Regions from separate parts of the Homo sapiens genome. Here regions 2, 3, 4 and 5 are each linked to region 1. A link is a contact called in ENCODE Hi-C or POLR2A ChIA-PET data. All regions are on one chromosome and are shown on one strand. The core of a region is the stretch at or near the end of the contact, and the rest is flanking DNA. Distances in the headings are between cores, read along the strand shown.

Region 1 (2,636 bases), core at 67-2,566:
AACTCAGAATTCCCCTTCTTACTTCCGGCGGGAGGGAAGATTGGAATTGGGCCTCATCATTTCTGAGCGTGAAAAACCGCTGAAGCTACTGTTCAACCTGAAGGAACACGGAATTCAACTGGAGAGAAACCCTGGCGACCAGGGAGCTGGGGACCGGCGCATATAGATGAGGGAAATCCTGGCTTCCAGACACTGTCTCATGCTAGAGGTGCCTCCCGACCTACCAGCCAACAGTAAAGACCGGAACCAAGGCGTGGTACTAGCAGAGTAGCAAGCATCTCTCCCAATGAGGGCAACGACTGGAGGATGGTGGAGAGGTACTCAGAGTGAACAATCGAACACAGAACTCTTGAAAAGTGTCCCTGCCACCCAATACAAGTACGAAAAATGGTGGGACGGAGGAGAGGTGACAATCAGAGGCTATATATATAATTGAGACTTTTAGAGAGGACTTTGCTCTTCCTTCCTCCCCTCCCTTTTCTTTCCTTTCTTTCTTTCCTTCCTTCCTTGGTATCCGAATGTGTGTGGGTGTACTTGCGTTTAAAAGAGAGGTCCATGGTAGCTGCTTTTTTTTCAGAACTCTGTTTCTCCGCAATGAAGTTTAAGTGGGATTGGAGTTTCCTTGACTTCTGCGTGAGGAGTTTCCAAATGGCAATGAAAGGGAGGCGCATAAATATCCATAAAGTTCCTAATGACACCTCTATCATCACTTGTTTCCTGCAGAATCCTGAGCCAGGGTCGTCGTCCACCACCCATGCAGAGTGGGCCCATCGGCTAACAGGTTCATGTGTGTATTTGCACTTTCCAGATTGAGTAATAAAAGTCTTCTTCCTTCCACCGCCGTCCCCACCCCCGCACCCCGTTTCACTCCACCTTGGAGGGCGTGTTTTTGCGTGTGAGGGTGTGTGTTTAGCAAAAGCGATTGAAAGAAGGTACTCTTCTTGCAATCCACCCCTAGCTCTACCTGAAGCATTCCTCTGGCGGGACGCTTTTGTAATCTGTCCCCAGGCGAGGTGCCCTCTCACCTAGATGCGGATAGACTATCTTGGAGCTCCCAGGTCCAGAGAGCTGATGCTTTGATGTCCCAGGAGAGTGTGTGTGATTCTGCGTGTACGTGTGTGTGCATATGTATGTATGTGTGTATGTATGTATATGTGTATGTGCGCGAGCTCGCAGGCGCGTAGCACTGTGAGCTTCCTCTCCCGGCACAGAGCAGGCAGAGCCGGGGACGTTACTCTCCAAGCAGCCTCCGCCCCCTCAGCCTGGTGATTGGCTTTGCGCAGCGTTTATCTCCTAGCAAGAGGGAAGGGCCAGTGACGCCCCCGAACCCAGCTGCAGAAGCTGCCGCCACCTCCAATGCACAAGGTGTCTCATCTGAAAAGAAACCTGAGCCCCAGGGAGGCGGCGCGGAGCGACCCTGGCAGAGCTGGCGCAAACAGGGCGAGAGGTCGCTGGGCAGCGTTCGAGGACCAGAGGGAGCTCGGCCACAGAAGACCCCAGTGATCTGATCCCGGGATCCCGGCTCCAAGCTCTCCTCGCATTTTACAGATTTCACCCCCGCGACTATCTCCCCAAAACGGAGCCTTTATATCAAGAGAAGGTGCGGGAGCTGGGGCAACCAGGACTTTCTCGGGCACCCAAGATGCGCTCCATTAGGAAGAGGTGGACGATCTGCACAATAAGTCTGCTCCTGATCTTTTATAAGACAAAAGAAATAGCAAGAACTGAGGAGCACCAGGAGACGCAACTCATCGGGTAAATGCAAAGCTTCATTTCAGGATATGACAAAAAGTCAAGCCATAAATGAAATGTGAATATAGAGGGTAGAGTGATGGTTAGGATAGCATGTGTGTTTGTTTGAGCTTGCGCGTGGTTAGTGTCATGAATTAAATAACAAAGGCTGTTGTTGAGATGTGCGTGCTTCTCTAAGCTGTTCCCAGTATGAGTTCAACTTGCTCTGTGTGGTTGTGGTGACAGTTGTGTTGGCCCTGGGTGCTCTCTCGCCAAAGGAGAAGTCACTGCAGAAGTGTCAACAAAGAACGTGTGTCCTTGTCCTTTTAATCTGTGGGCAGAACTCAAGAGAAATGTCTTTATTCACCAAACGGTTGCCTGTTTTCAATGTCCTATCACCTAAGGAGATACTGGAGATAGATGGTTTCTCGAAGGGCTGAAGTTAAAGCTTAGAAAGCAGGAAATAGGTATACTCTGTTTCTCTACTTTTTTTTTTTCTATTTGACGTTGGATAGATTAATGTGTTATAATTTGAATTAGAAACTCCAGTACCACTAAGGATACTTCCTTATTTGTTCTTCTACGGCTAAAACGCATGGGCGTCATGGTTACAGTTTTAGAAAGAAACTGGGTACTGTAGCTTCACACAGACTATATTTCTGCTATTTTTTTTAGTTTGTCTAGATGAGTTCAGACTCTCCCCCGCCCCACTAAGTTCTCTAAATATCACACTTCCTTCCACCCGCTGGCCTCTGTGTCTTTGAAGTTTACCCAGGAGGTGGTGCAACTTTGTGTTGCTGACATAGCTTGGAAGGCTTTTTCTGAGGATGTGAACCTGATTGTCAACTCTATTCAAAGTCCTGTTTCGGAAATCCTCCCTGTTCCGGTTTGGAGGCGTCCTCTAT
Region 2 (2,636 bases), core at 137-2,636, 4.2 Mb after region 1:
TCTCTCTCCCTCCCTCTCTCACTTTCTCGCTTTCTTTCCTCCACCCCTCCACCGCTCTCTCCAAGGGTCTTGGTCTCAGATCTCAGTTGCTTCTGCCCCTTGATGTTTGGGATTTTCTCCTTGCCTCACATTGCAGCTGCCTCTCCTTTGCGTCGGCGAATGTACGTCCAACAATCGCCCTCTAAAAGTTTTGAACTTTACTTAGGGGTTAAAAAAGAACTCTAGATCAAAGCTCTTGCGAGCTGCGTCCTAGTGCATTCAGGAATCCACCTCCTAGACAGAATTCCTCCAGCAACAATTCCAGTTCCATCCCACTTGTGAGCGCCAGCAGAGCATAGTGCTTGACATCGGGGCGAGAGAGGTGCATGCGCCGCGCACGCTCGGGCGCGCTCATACATACCACAAGAGGGTGAGTCCCCTGCCTCTCCCCGAGCCTAACCTGAAGGTCTGCGAGGAGGTCGCACCCGGTCCGCACCCCTTCCCCGCCAAACCCCGGACAACGCTTCATCCGCACGCCCAGAAGGGCAAAGCAAACACACTCCCTTCCAACACACTCCCTTCCGGGTCCTGCCCAGGCACAACCGCTCCTATTTACCGTCTTGTACCACCAGCTGGCGAATGCCATGGCAACAACCGGCTGGCTCCGATCCGCACGGCGGGGGAGCCGGCGAGGGCGCGGGGTGTTGCGTTGGAGGCGCCGGGCTCACACTCCGCTTGGCCGGGACCGGGCTGGCACTGAGCTCCGCACATCCCAAGGCGGCTGCCAGGTGGGCAGAACCCTGGGGGTGGGGCCCGGCGCAGGCCCCGCCCCTCCTCGCCCGCCCAATTTGGCTCGAGGCTGGTTAGGGAAGAGGCTCTGCGTCTCCAGGCAGCCACGCCCTGCGGCCCGGCCTTAGCGCGGAAGACTACATCCCGCTGTCCAGTGAAACCACCCCACTCACTCGGGGGTCCTGAGTGAACCTCATTCCCCGTTCATCCTCATCCTCATTCACCCACGTCTTACCAGCCAACTTTTCTTGACGCGTCCCCCCCTCCACTCTACCCGGCCAACGCCACGCCCAGCGCACTGGACCCGGCCGGGGAACCGAAGCCACCTGCAGCCACCTGCCTGGCAGCGGCCAAGCCCCTAGCCCTCTCCCTGCCCCGCGGGGGCGCCGGGGACTGCAGACCCGCCAGCCTGGCAACGCCCAGGGAGGGCGGCCACAGCTCCGGGACCCGGTACCCCATCGCCCAGCCCCGCGACGCCGACAGGAGCGCCACTCACCTCATGGGTGCGGCGGGCGGCGGCTGCTCGCCGGGGCCGCGGGGAGGCGGCGGGCTTCTGGCCGGGCTGGGACATGGCGAGGCCGCTGCGGCCGCTGCCTCCCGGAATGCGCCGCGGAGAGTGGCGGGGAGGCCTGGCGGGGAGTCCTGCCAGGGAGAGAGGGAGGGAGGGAGGGAGCGGAGGGCCCGGGAGCGGGCGATGAAACAGCTTTTCCGACCCCACCCCAGGTCTGCGCCGGGGTTCCCCTAGCCCCGATGGGCCCTCCCCTTCCTGCCCGCGGAGGGACCCGGGCTCCTGCCCTGTAACTTAACACCCTCCGCCCCGGTCCTCACCCGGTGACCCGCCCCGGCCCCAGCACTGCTCTGGTCCCGGTTGGTCAGAAAGAAGGGGTTGGAGGTTGCAGCGTTCCTCCTTCGATGCCCAGATCTAGCTTGCAGTTGTGCAACGAGAGAGCGGGACCCGGGCGTGGCCAGTCTACGCTTCGACCCTCCTCCCAACAATCCGGAGAAGTAGATACTCTTTCTACATTCTGCTCCGCTTTAGCTGCGAGAGTTTACCAACTCAAATCTGGCCCAAGCCTGGACAGTCTAGATAAGGAAGCGGATCACAAAAACAAATTGGTCTGTGTGTGTGTGCGTGCGTGCACGCGCCTGTGTATGTTTTATATGATTTTACTTTGTTTTTTGGCAGTTTCGAATTTTAATAAACTTTTATGGGGAGGAGAACATAGGTTCCAATGCAAAACGGAGAACAGTCCCAAATTTAAACCCTTATAGTCTTTCTAGAGTCTGGCGAGTTTTGTTTCTGAAGCTAGATTGCTTTCTTCTTGGGCTCATCTTAAACAGCGCTTCCTGGTTTGGGGCTGGAAGTGAAATTTAACAAGCCCTACGTGCTTATGTGAGAAACTGTCAGCCTGCAGTTGCTGCTGGTTCACAATCAGGCCTGACAGAAAACCTGTTTGTTACCCTGCAGTAGCATCATCATTCTGGGACTTGGGGTCACCGCTTTCTGCAGCGTTGGGGTTTAGACAGTTGAAGAGAGAGAAGGCAGAGCCTTTTTTTTTTTTTTTTTTTTTTTTCTGGAGAGGCAGTTTCGCTCTGTCTGGAGTGCAGTGGCGCGATCTCTGCTCGCTGCAATCTCCGCCTCCCAGGTTCAAGCGATTCTCCTGCCTCAGTCTCCTAAGTACTTGGGACTACAGGCGCGTTGTCACACCCAGCTTTTTTTTTTTTTTTTTTTTTTTAATGGTAGAGACGGGGTTTCACCACGTTGGTCAGACTGGTCTCGAACAACACCTGACCTCAAGTGATCTGCCCAGTGCTGCCTCCCAAAGTGCTAGGATTACAGGCGTGAGCCACTACAGCCGGCCAGAAGG
Region 3 (2,636 bases), core at 137-2,636, 4.1 Mb after region 1:
ATAGGAGCTGGGTAAAATAAGGCTGAGACCTACTGGGCTACACTCCCAGGAGGTTAGACATTCTAAGTCACAGAATGAGATAGAAGGTAGGCACAAGACACAGGTCATAAAGACCTTGCTGATAAAACAGGTTGCAGTAAGGAAGCTGGCCAAAACCCACCAAAACCAGGATGGCAATGAGAGTGTCCTCTGGTCGTCACTGCTACGGTCTCACCAGCTCCATGACAGTTTACAAATGCCACTGCAACGTCGGGAAGCTACCCTATATGGTCTAAAAAGGGGAGGCATGAATAATTTCCCCCGCTTAGCATATAATCAAGAAATAACCCTAAAAATGGACAACCAACAGCCCTTGGGGGTGCTCTGCCTATGAGTAGCCATTCTTTTATTCCTTTAGTTTCTTAATTACTTGCTTTCACTTTACTCCATGGACTCCCCTCAAATTCTTTCTTGCGCAAAATCCAAGAACCCTCTCTTGGGGTCTGGATCGGGACCCATTTTCGGTAATAAACTTGTAGCATTTGGTGTTTTAATGTTTGTGTTTTCTTGACTTGTTACCTCATTTAGCCTCAACTGTTTAAAGATGGTCTTTTTGGCCATTTTATTCAGCTTTAATTGTTCTAAGGGGAGTGAAGAAATGGTCATTTACTTTGAAAAATCAGAGGGAACGTGTTGATGCGGGAAGCAGCTAATCCTTGGGGTACAGTGGCCCTTGGTAGTGCAGGAAAGTCCTGGGGGCCACCTCTAACCCACCTTCCTCCTCTACAGCATCTCCCACTGTAGTCATTCTCTACCGAAGCCCCAGAAGGTGCGGCACTTTGCCACGACAGAGTACTGGGTTCATGTTTCTTTCCGAGGCGGGCCAAGAGCTCTCAGCCCACTGGCAGTGGCGAGATGACGGACACCCAGCGAGTCCAATGGGCGTCGAACGCGTCTAGGCTTGGTGGACTTGTCAGCGCCTGCCTGGCTTCGGTCCCCAACTTGAGCACCGGCCCTTTCCTGCATGCCCCTAACCCTCGCAACGCTAAACAGTGAAAAAAAAAAAAAGACAAAAACAAAAAGCATCTCAACACACACACACACACACACACACACACACACACACACACACACACACACACACACACACACACACACACACACGGATCCGCGTTCAGAAAGGCGTGCACTTCCTACGCCTGATCCCCCGCATCGCAACCTCGCAGCTTCCCCGGCGTGCAGCGCTCATTTACCAATTCCCTTCCTGGGAGTTGCGGCTTCCCTCGCTCGGCCCCACTCCCGTTTACCCTTTCCCCAGCTCCCGCCTTAGCCAGGGGCTTCCCCGCCTGCCGCTAGGGCTCGGGCCGAAGCGCCGCTCAGCGCCAGCCTGCCGCTCCCCGGGCTCCACTTTCACTTTCGGTCCTGGGGGAGCTAGGCCGGCGGCAGTGGTGGTGGCGGCGGCGCAAGGGTGAGGGCGGCCCCAGAACCCCAGGTACAGCGCGCTCGAGCCGCGGGTAGGGGACTGCGGGCCGGGAGGAGAGCGCGGCACCCGCCCCTTCCCTGCGCCCGTCAAGTGGGGGGCTGAGGGCCTGGGGCACGGGAGGAGGGAGACGGGGCACGGGAGGAGGGAGACGGGGCGCGGGAGGAAGGCGACGGGGCGCGGGAGGAAGGCGACGGGGCGCGAGACAGGGCGCGGGAAGGGCGGGGGGAGTCGCTGGCTAGGCCCGAGTCCGCGGGGTGCCCGGCGGGTTGGCGGCGGGCCCACCCCTGCCGGTCCCTGTCCCTGTCCCTCCGGGCGCGTGGCCGGTGCGCCTGCTTCACGGGTCTCCCCGCTGTTCGGCCGGCGGGAGCCTCCCTCAGCGCTCCGCCTGGCGCCTGGATGCCTGCCAGTCCTGCAGGCCACCGACGCCCGCGCGAGGCCAAAAGGCGGGGTGGGGCGGGCAGCTGGCTCGGGCTGAGGAGGGCACCTGCCCATAGCTGCTAGAGAAACCCAGAGGCTTTGGGTTAAAGACTCTGGTGGGGTGGGATGCGCGGGCCGTGTGTGTTCTTAAGGTCACTTCCCTCCCTGCTTCTCCTGTTCTTCTGGTCAGCAATTCTCTCTCTCCCCTTCGCTCTGGCTCTGGCTGGGTTTTATTCAGATAAAGCACCTCTGTTGACGCAAATTAAAAGTTTCCTATCTGGGTGCCTCACTGGCCAGGTGGTCCTACAAAGTTAATTCCATGAGGGGAAGGGGGAGAGCACACACTTCCTCACGCTTTTGGATTTCTTTGTGTAGGCTAGGTTCAGAAAGAAATTATCTGTTTCCTATTAAACACCCAGAGGATTCGCTCTGAACTCAGGACGTGGTCAACAATTAACAAAACAACAAAACAAAACAAAACAAAACAAAAAACTTGAAAATTGGGCACAGTTGTCTCTTGCCTGAGGATTTTTAATTAGTATAAGTAGCACATTTTCAGGTGCGGCCTGAATAGAAACATTCTAGTACTTTTTTTTTTTTCAAATTAATCCAGCATTTTTATTATTTACCAACAGTGCTTGTTAATTTCATTGTTCAGGAAATTCTGGAAGAACCTCAATTACTTCTTGATGATCTATTTCATATACTATAGTGCCCCAATAAAAGGAAGGGAGGCAGAGGTTGCAGTGAGCCAAGA
Region 4 (2,636 bases), core at 45-2,544, 4.0 Mb after region 1:
CAGACAGAAAGATGGCAGTAGAATAAAGCATTCTACATTAGGAATAGGGAGAATATAATCAGTAGTTCACAGCCCCATGAATGAAGCACAGCATACAACAAAGTCTGGCTGGGATTTGGGATAAAGTGGACAATATCTGTCTGCTCTTGAGTGGTAACTAACAAACTAAACAGGGATATAGACTGTGGCCCCTATTAATGTGATACTGTACCTGAAGTAACCAACCACACTCAGCAAAACATGTCAACCAGAGACTGAATCCTCTTTTAGTGAGTCGTCTCCCTTACTGGCAGTTTTCCTACTTTCTATCTTAAAAGGGAATCCACACACTCAACACCGCAAAACGGTAAGACATCTCACCCCTATATTGTGGCTCTGGCACTTCTGGTCCGCACAAAAGCCATGGTTCTAACTAGGGTGGGATTTATGCTCCCCGTTCAGTGAAGGGCTGTGGCTGTTTGCAGGGTGCAGGCTCCCTGCGTTGACTCTCGCTTCCTGTCACACAGTGGTATCACCACCGTGACGGACCCTTGACATTAACAAGTCTTTGACTGAAAAACTGATGTGATCTGCAGCCAGTGAGGGGATGCGTGGTGGCCCTGCCGAGTACCTCGGCAGGGTCAGGAGGGTGGCACTGTGGCCAGGCACCTCCGCGGCACCGAGCGAGGTGAGCAAGCCTTTCCTGAAGTTTCCCTTCCTTCCACAACATTAACCTGCCAAGCCTCCCACCCCCACCCCGCCCTATTAGGAAAAGTCACGCCGGCAGCTCACTGAAGGGCAGGGGGACAGCTCCTGGCGCCCCACAAAAGTTGGGCTCGGCAGCTGCCACAACTTAACGCTCCTACAGGAGAGTCGGGCCGACACCGCCTCCTCCGGGGGCAAACCTGAGCTGCCAACTTTCCCACTGCCCACTCCTCTGCGCACAGCAGCCCAAACTTTGCTGTTTGCCCACCGGCCGCACCCCGGGCGAGCGGCGGCGGCGCTGACCTTCAAGCCAGCCCCGGGTCCCGCACTGGCCGCCGCCCGCCCCCCGAACCTCCCTGCCTCCCCCAGATCCCCTCTCCCTGCCTCCCTCAGCCCTCGTGGGAAGCCCGCGGTGTTGGGGGAGACGGCTGCAGCCCGACCCCGCGTGTCACGACTGCCCACGACCCTCAGGGCTCCGGAGAGCCCGGGTCCCGGCGCCTCGGCAGCCCACTCACCATTGGTGAAGGGCTCCATTTTCCCCCCGCCGCGGCTCCTTACAGCCGGAGCGCCCGAGCTTCCTACTCCGAGAGCTGAGGCGGCCCAGCTGACTGAGCATGCCCAGCGCGGCCTCCAAGGGCTGCCAGGGAGGTGCCGCGAGGGGCGGCGCCGCTCCGCCGTTCCGGGTTTTCGTGGCAGCTGCAGAAAGAGCGAGGGAAGCAAGAGGGAAAAGCACAGTCAAACCCCCTGCTGCTCCGTGGACAGGCGAGGTGGGAGCGGGTTCGCGCTGGGGGCGGGGCCTAGGCGGGGCCGGGAAAGCCCAGCCCCTACCTGAAGTGGACCCGGCTGCGGCGCTCTCCCCGGCCGGGAACGGTGTTCAGTCACTCAACAAATGTGGAGCCCTACTGCGACCCGCCCGATCCCGGACGCCGAGACACCCGCACTGCGCCAGAAAATCATGGTCCCAGTCCCAGGAGCGGACATTCCAGAAACAGACCATAAATAAACACAGAAGACACACGAGTGTAAAGTCAGTGCCCCGCTGCGAATTAAATCGGGGTGATGTGATGGCGAGTGAGTGGGTAGTTAATTCGGATGGCTTGGTTAGACGAGGCCTCGCTGAGCAGGTGCCACTGAAGCCGAAGTCTGAAGGCAGAGCAGGAACCTGCGGGCGAAGGTCGCTATCTGAACCGCGAATCGCTGGTTTCCCTGGGGAGGTTGGCCGCGGAGGGATCACTGCTCGAAGGACCGAGGGAGCGGGCGCTGTAGGTGTTTTCGGCAGAGATGCCCGCCCGCATCAGAGTGCCTCAGGAGGGCGGTGAGGAGGAGACGGAAGAGAGGGCGGGGACCTCGCAGGGCCGAGGGCGCCCTGGGGTCCAGTCCCGGGGCTGGCGGCTGCCTTGCGGCCTCTAGGTGCGGGCGGATAACAAAACCCGGCGCCGGATCGCCCGGCCCGGGTCGCGGGCGCCGCAGGATGTGGGCAGAAGGCCCGCCTGTTCCGAGCCTTAAATCAACACCTGCGGTTCCCGGGGGTGCTACCACTGGGGCCCGCAGCAAGGCTCCGCGGCGCTAGGCCCGAGAAACCGAAACTCCCCTAGTCGCCCCTGCCCCCCAGCACTCGCGCCATTGCCTCCAGCCCCGAGCCACCATTGTTTCCAGTGCCAAATCGGGCAGCCCCGCTAGCCTCCGAGGCCGAACCGCCAGGGGCCCCATAAGCCCCGAGGAGGCTCGTCGGGAACCGCTTCCTTATCCTCTCGGTATGCGCATCGCCACCACCCTCGCTGCAGAGGCCGCCGCCCTCCCAGCGCGCCATCACCGCCTCCTCTGCCTCTTCCCCTCCCTCAGCCCCGGCCCCTGCATTGACTTGGCTCGGGCTGCGCCTCACTGCGCCTGCCAACTGTCACACGCTCTGAGGCTTTCAACAGCGGGGCGCCAGGGACAAACAAGCCGCGGCA
Region 5 (2,636 bases), core at 1-2,500, 3.7 Mb after region 1:
ATACTTGTAACAAAATTTCTCACGTACCCCATAAATTTGTACAAATAAAGTTAGTCACTTGGTTTTTTTAAAAACTTTTCGCCCAGGCGCGGTGGCTTATGCCTGTAATCCCAGCACTTTGGGAGACTGAGGGGGGCGGATCACCTGAGGCCAGGAGTTTGAAACCAGTCTGGTCAACAGGGCGAAACCCCATCTCTACTAAAAATAAAAATATTAGCAGGGCGTGGTGGTGTGAGCCTATAATCCCAGCTACTTAGGAGGCTGAGGGAGAAGAATCCCTTGAACCTAGAGGGCAGAGGTTGCAGTGAGCCAAGATCGCGCCCCTGTACTTCAGTCTGGGTGACAGAGCCGGGCTCTGTCTCAAAAATAAAAAAAAAATTCATTTCTATGCCTTCTTATGTAAGTACAGAAAGAAAAATTCCGTTTAAATGGAGATGTTCATTGGTTGAAGATGGTTAATCAAAGACATGCTGCATTCAAGTAAAAAGCAGACAAAGGCTTGAATATCGAGGAGTTGCAGAGCCAGTATGGGTAACTATTCTAAAATCCTTAAATCGCTCCTGGGCCCTCGAAGTCCTACCCGCGTAGGTCAGCCCGAACTATCAAAATCCCCACTTCCTCTGGAGGTAAGGACGTCCGCCGCGCTCTCCACGTGTCACCTTAAACTCCCACCCCAACCAGCGCAGGCGCACTTCGAAGCCTCCTAGACCAACCTAAGAGAAGTACTGAGCAAGCGCATGAGTTCCATTAACCACGCCCTCCGGAGCTGCCGGAGCAGGCGCAATTAGGAGTAGAGGGCGTGCTTGTGTGATTACAGTCCACTTTACCTTTAACAGATTTGGTTGTCTGGACTCTAGCTCAGGTTCTTTTACCCCTGTCTTGTTGGAAGTCACTTTGCCTAGAGTAGAAGTTGTTTGCGGGAAAAATTTGCTCCTCCCATTAAGTAACCACTTTGCTCTCTGAGGCGGAACGTGTCATTGAGGCAGCAAGTCCTGACAGATATGGAAAAAAAAAGGCACATTGTAGAGAATATCTACACTCCGCCAACTCAGTCACAACGCAAAAATTACACAAAAATAAAACGTTCACTTGTTACATACTATGTGTTTCATAAGACATACAAGTAGTTTTATTTTCCTATATCAATGAGAACAGCACTTCTAACTATTAACAAGGACCTATACTAAGACGCAGCGCGTGCGCGAGCCATCTGGCGCTGTAAAGCGCTTAGAGGCTGGAATAACGACCTGCCTTACGCTTTGCGGCTGTCGTCGGAGAGGCATCTGGGTTCGGACTGGGGCCGCCATGGGGAAAGTGAATGTGGCCAAGTTGCGTTACATGAGCCGAGATGACTTCAGGGTCTTGACCGCGGTAAGAAACCCGCCGTTCCTGTTCTCCCTTCCCCTTAACACTGTGTGACCTCTTCCTGTTCCTGCAAGTTTTCTGGGATCTGAGCAGGCACACTCTGGGACCCGGGACGTGGCAGAAGCTGGGAATGGAGAAGAGAGCATTCAGAAAGTCGGATTTTTAAAAAGGTTTTGTTTGGGAGCTTACCTTCCCCCAGATAGAGCAAAGGTCCCGTCTTCTAATAATTGTTTTCTTTTCTGCTGCTATTCGCTTTGCGCTGAAGAGAAACGCTTGCATCTCTGTGGCCTGGAAACTTCTCTGATCCTGAGCTTCCGACCAGCTGTGAAAGGTTTAAGCCCCCCCCCCCCCCCGAGATTTGATAATATTGACTTCCCTACTAACAGACTCAGTCGCATAGCAGTCTTTCTGATTCATTCAGTCAACACATATTTGTCGGTTTTTTAGTAGCAACATTAGGAGGTTCACTTGTTCAAACAGACAAGTGGAGAGAGAGACACAGATCATCAAGTAAACGAAAAATAGGATAATGGATAAATGCTATGAAAATGATAAAGGATAATGGCATAGAAAGTATATGTATCTGGTGGAGAGGAGGGGCACAAGTTATTGGCCTTTGGTAGACAATCAATAAATATTCACTAAATGAAAGAATGAATGGGGGAATAATAGGAGCTGTGTGAGAAAGAGACAGCCCAGTGAAGTCCTTGGAAAGAGTTGGAGGCAGAGGAAACAGCAGTAGTAAGTGCAAAGGCCTTGAGACAGAAAAGTCTTTGAAGAGAGGAAAGGCCAATGTAATGTGGCTGGAGCAAAGTGAGATGCACACTAATGGTTGGAGATGTAGCGGAAAAGGTGAGAAATTATGTACTACAGAGCCTTGGAGGTTTGGTAAAGAATGTGGGGGTAACCACTAAATGTTTTTAATCAGGGGAGTAACAAAATCTGATTTTATGGCCTCAGTCTTATGGCACAGAAATTAATATATAGATCAAGACATTTGTACATTTATTTAGGAGCCGTTATCTTTTGGTAAGGAGTGAACCCCATGATAAGGACTACCTATATTGTGTAATTATGTAATAGGATATGCGATGTGAGTCACACTGGTTCTTGCATTATGTTAAGGCTTCAAGTTTTGGATTTTTAAAATTAATCTTAAATAGCGCTTAAGTATTAAACTATCAAATGCAAAATCAGTGTGAAATTTGGAAGACAATGTTTACTTTGCCTCTCATGTAGATTCTTCTAATCAGCTGGACTTTCTCTATGAA

What was found. A loop is a pair of places that touch in the nucleus more often than their neighbours do. ChIA-PET counts read pairs that join two places held with the same protein, here RNA polymerase II (POLR2A). Pooled maps may share reads with other maps.
Region 2: a loop to region 1 is called in a map of B cell, with 13 times the contacts of the local background. The contact joins the promoter of CAST here to the promoter of ST8SIA4 in region 1. A Hi-C loop is called at or near these places in 3 of 168 maps with a recorded cell type or tissue (B cell and naive thymus-derived CD4-positive, alpha-beta T cell) and 10 of 50 pooled maps. POLR2A ChIA-PET finds 5 or more read pairs at or near these places in 1 of 52 experiments (CD4-positive, alpha-beta memory T cell).
Region 3: a loop to region 1 is called in a map of B cell, with 6 times the contacts of the local background. The contact joins the promoter of ERAP1 here to the promoter of ST8SIA4 in region 1. A Hi-C loop is called at or near these places in 2 of 168 maps with a recorded cell type or tissue (B cell and naive thymus-derived CD4-positive, alpha-beta T cell) and 8 of 50 pooled maps. POLR2A ChIA-PET finds 5 or more read pairs at or near these places in 1 of 52 experiments (CD8-positive, alpha-beta T cell).
Region 4: a loop to region 1 is called in a map of CD4-positive, alpha-beta memory T cell, with 10 times the contacts of the local background. The contact joins the promoter of LNPEP here to the promoter of ST8SIA4 in region 1. A Hi-C loop is called at or near these places in 2 of 168 maps with a recorded cell type or tissue (CD4-positive, alpha-beta memory T cell and naive thymus-derived CD4-positive, alpha-beta T cell), 1 of 37 single-sample maps with no recorded cell type and 8 of 50 pooled maps.
Region 5: a loop to region 1 is called in a map of naive thymus-derived CD4-positive, alpha-beta T cell, with 10 times the contacts of the local background. The contact joins the promoter of RIOK2 here to the promoter of ST8SIA4 in region 1. A Hi-C loop is called at or near these places in 3 of 168 maps with a recorded cell type or tissue (CD4-positive, alpha-beta memory T cell and naive thymus-derived CD4-positive, alpha-beta T cell), 1 of 37 single-sample maps with no recorded cell type and 12 of 50 pooled maps. POLR2A ChIA-PET finds 5 or more read pairs at or near these places in 1 of 52 experiments (activated CD8-positive, alpha-beta memory T cell).

What each region holds. Positions count from the first base shown.
Region 1 is chr5:100,901,962-100,904,597 of GRCh38, reverse strand. ST8SIA4 (ST8 alpha-N-acetyl-neuraminide alpha-2,8-sialyltransferase 4) reads left to right here and starts at 1,316. Exons shown (of 5, transcript NM_005668.6): 1 at 1,316-1,755. The coding sequence starts at 1,643. It overlaps LOC107986437 (a long non-coding RNA gene), which reads right to left and starts at 1,190. Exons shown (of 2, transcript XR_001742825.3): 1 at 1-1,190. RefSeq lists enhancers at 1-153, 934-1,173, 1,659-2,228.
Region 2 is chr5:96,661,126-96,663,761 of GRCh38, reverse strand. CAST (calpastatin) reads right to left here and starts at 1,386. Exons shown (of 32, transcript NM_001750.7): 1 at 1,265-1,386. The coding sequence starts at 1,339. RefSeq lists silencers at 610-889, 1,080-1,669 and an enhancer at 1,232-1,733.
Region 3 is chr5:96,806,695-96,809,330 of GRCh38, reverse strand. ERAP1 (endoplasmic reticulum aminopeptidase 1) reads left to right here and starts at 1,386. Exons shown (of 19, transcript NM_001040458.3): 1 at 1,386-1,471. LOC124901033 (a long non-coding RNA gene) reads right to left here and starts at 1,873. Exons shown (of 3, transcript XR_007058879.1): 1 at 754-1,873. RefSeq lists enhancers at 706-775, 932-1,431, 1,432-1,933 and a silencer at 1,506-1,965.
Region 4 is chr5:96,934,738-96,937,373 of GRCh38, reverse strand. LNPEP (leucyl and cystinyl aminopeptidase) reads right to left here and starts at 1,294. Exons shown (of 18, transcript NM_005575.3): 1 at 1,200-1,294. The coding sequence starts at 1,218. LOC124901030 reads left to right here and starts at 1,299. Exons shown (of 1, transcript XM_047417984.1): 1 at 1,299-2,636. The coding sequence starts at 1,299. The coding sequence ends at 2,003. It also overlaps a transcript of ERAP1 not described here. RefSeq lists silencers at 761-840, 971-1,040, 1,981-2,050, 2,491-2,610 and enhancers at 1,631-1,940, 2,241-2,380.
Region 5 is chr5:97,181,861-97,184,496 of GRCh38, reverse strand. RIOK2 (RIO kinase 2) reads left to right here and starts at 1,250. Exons shown (of 10, transcript NM_018343.3): 1 at 1,250-1,371. The coding sequence starts at 1,306.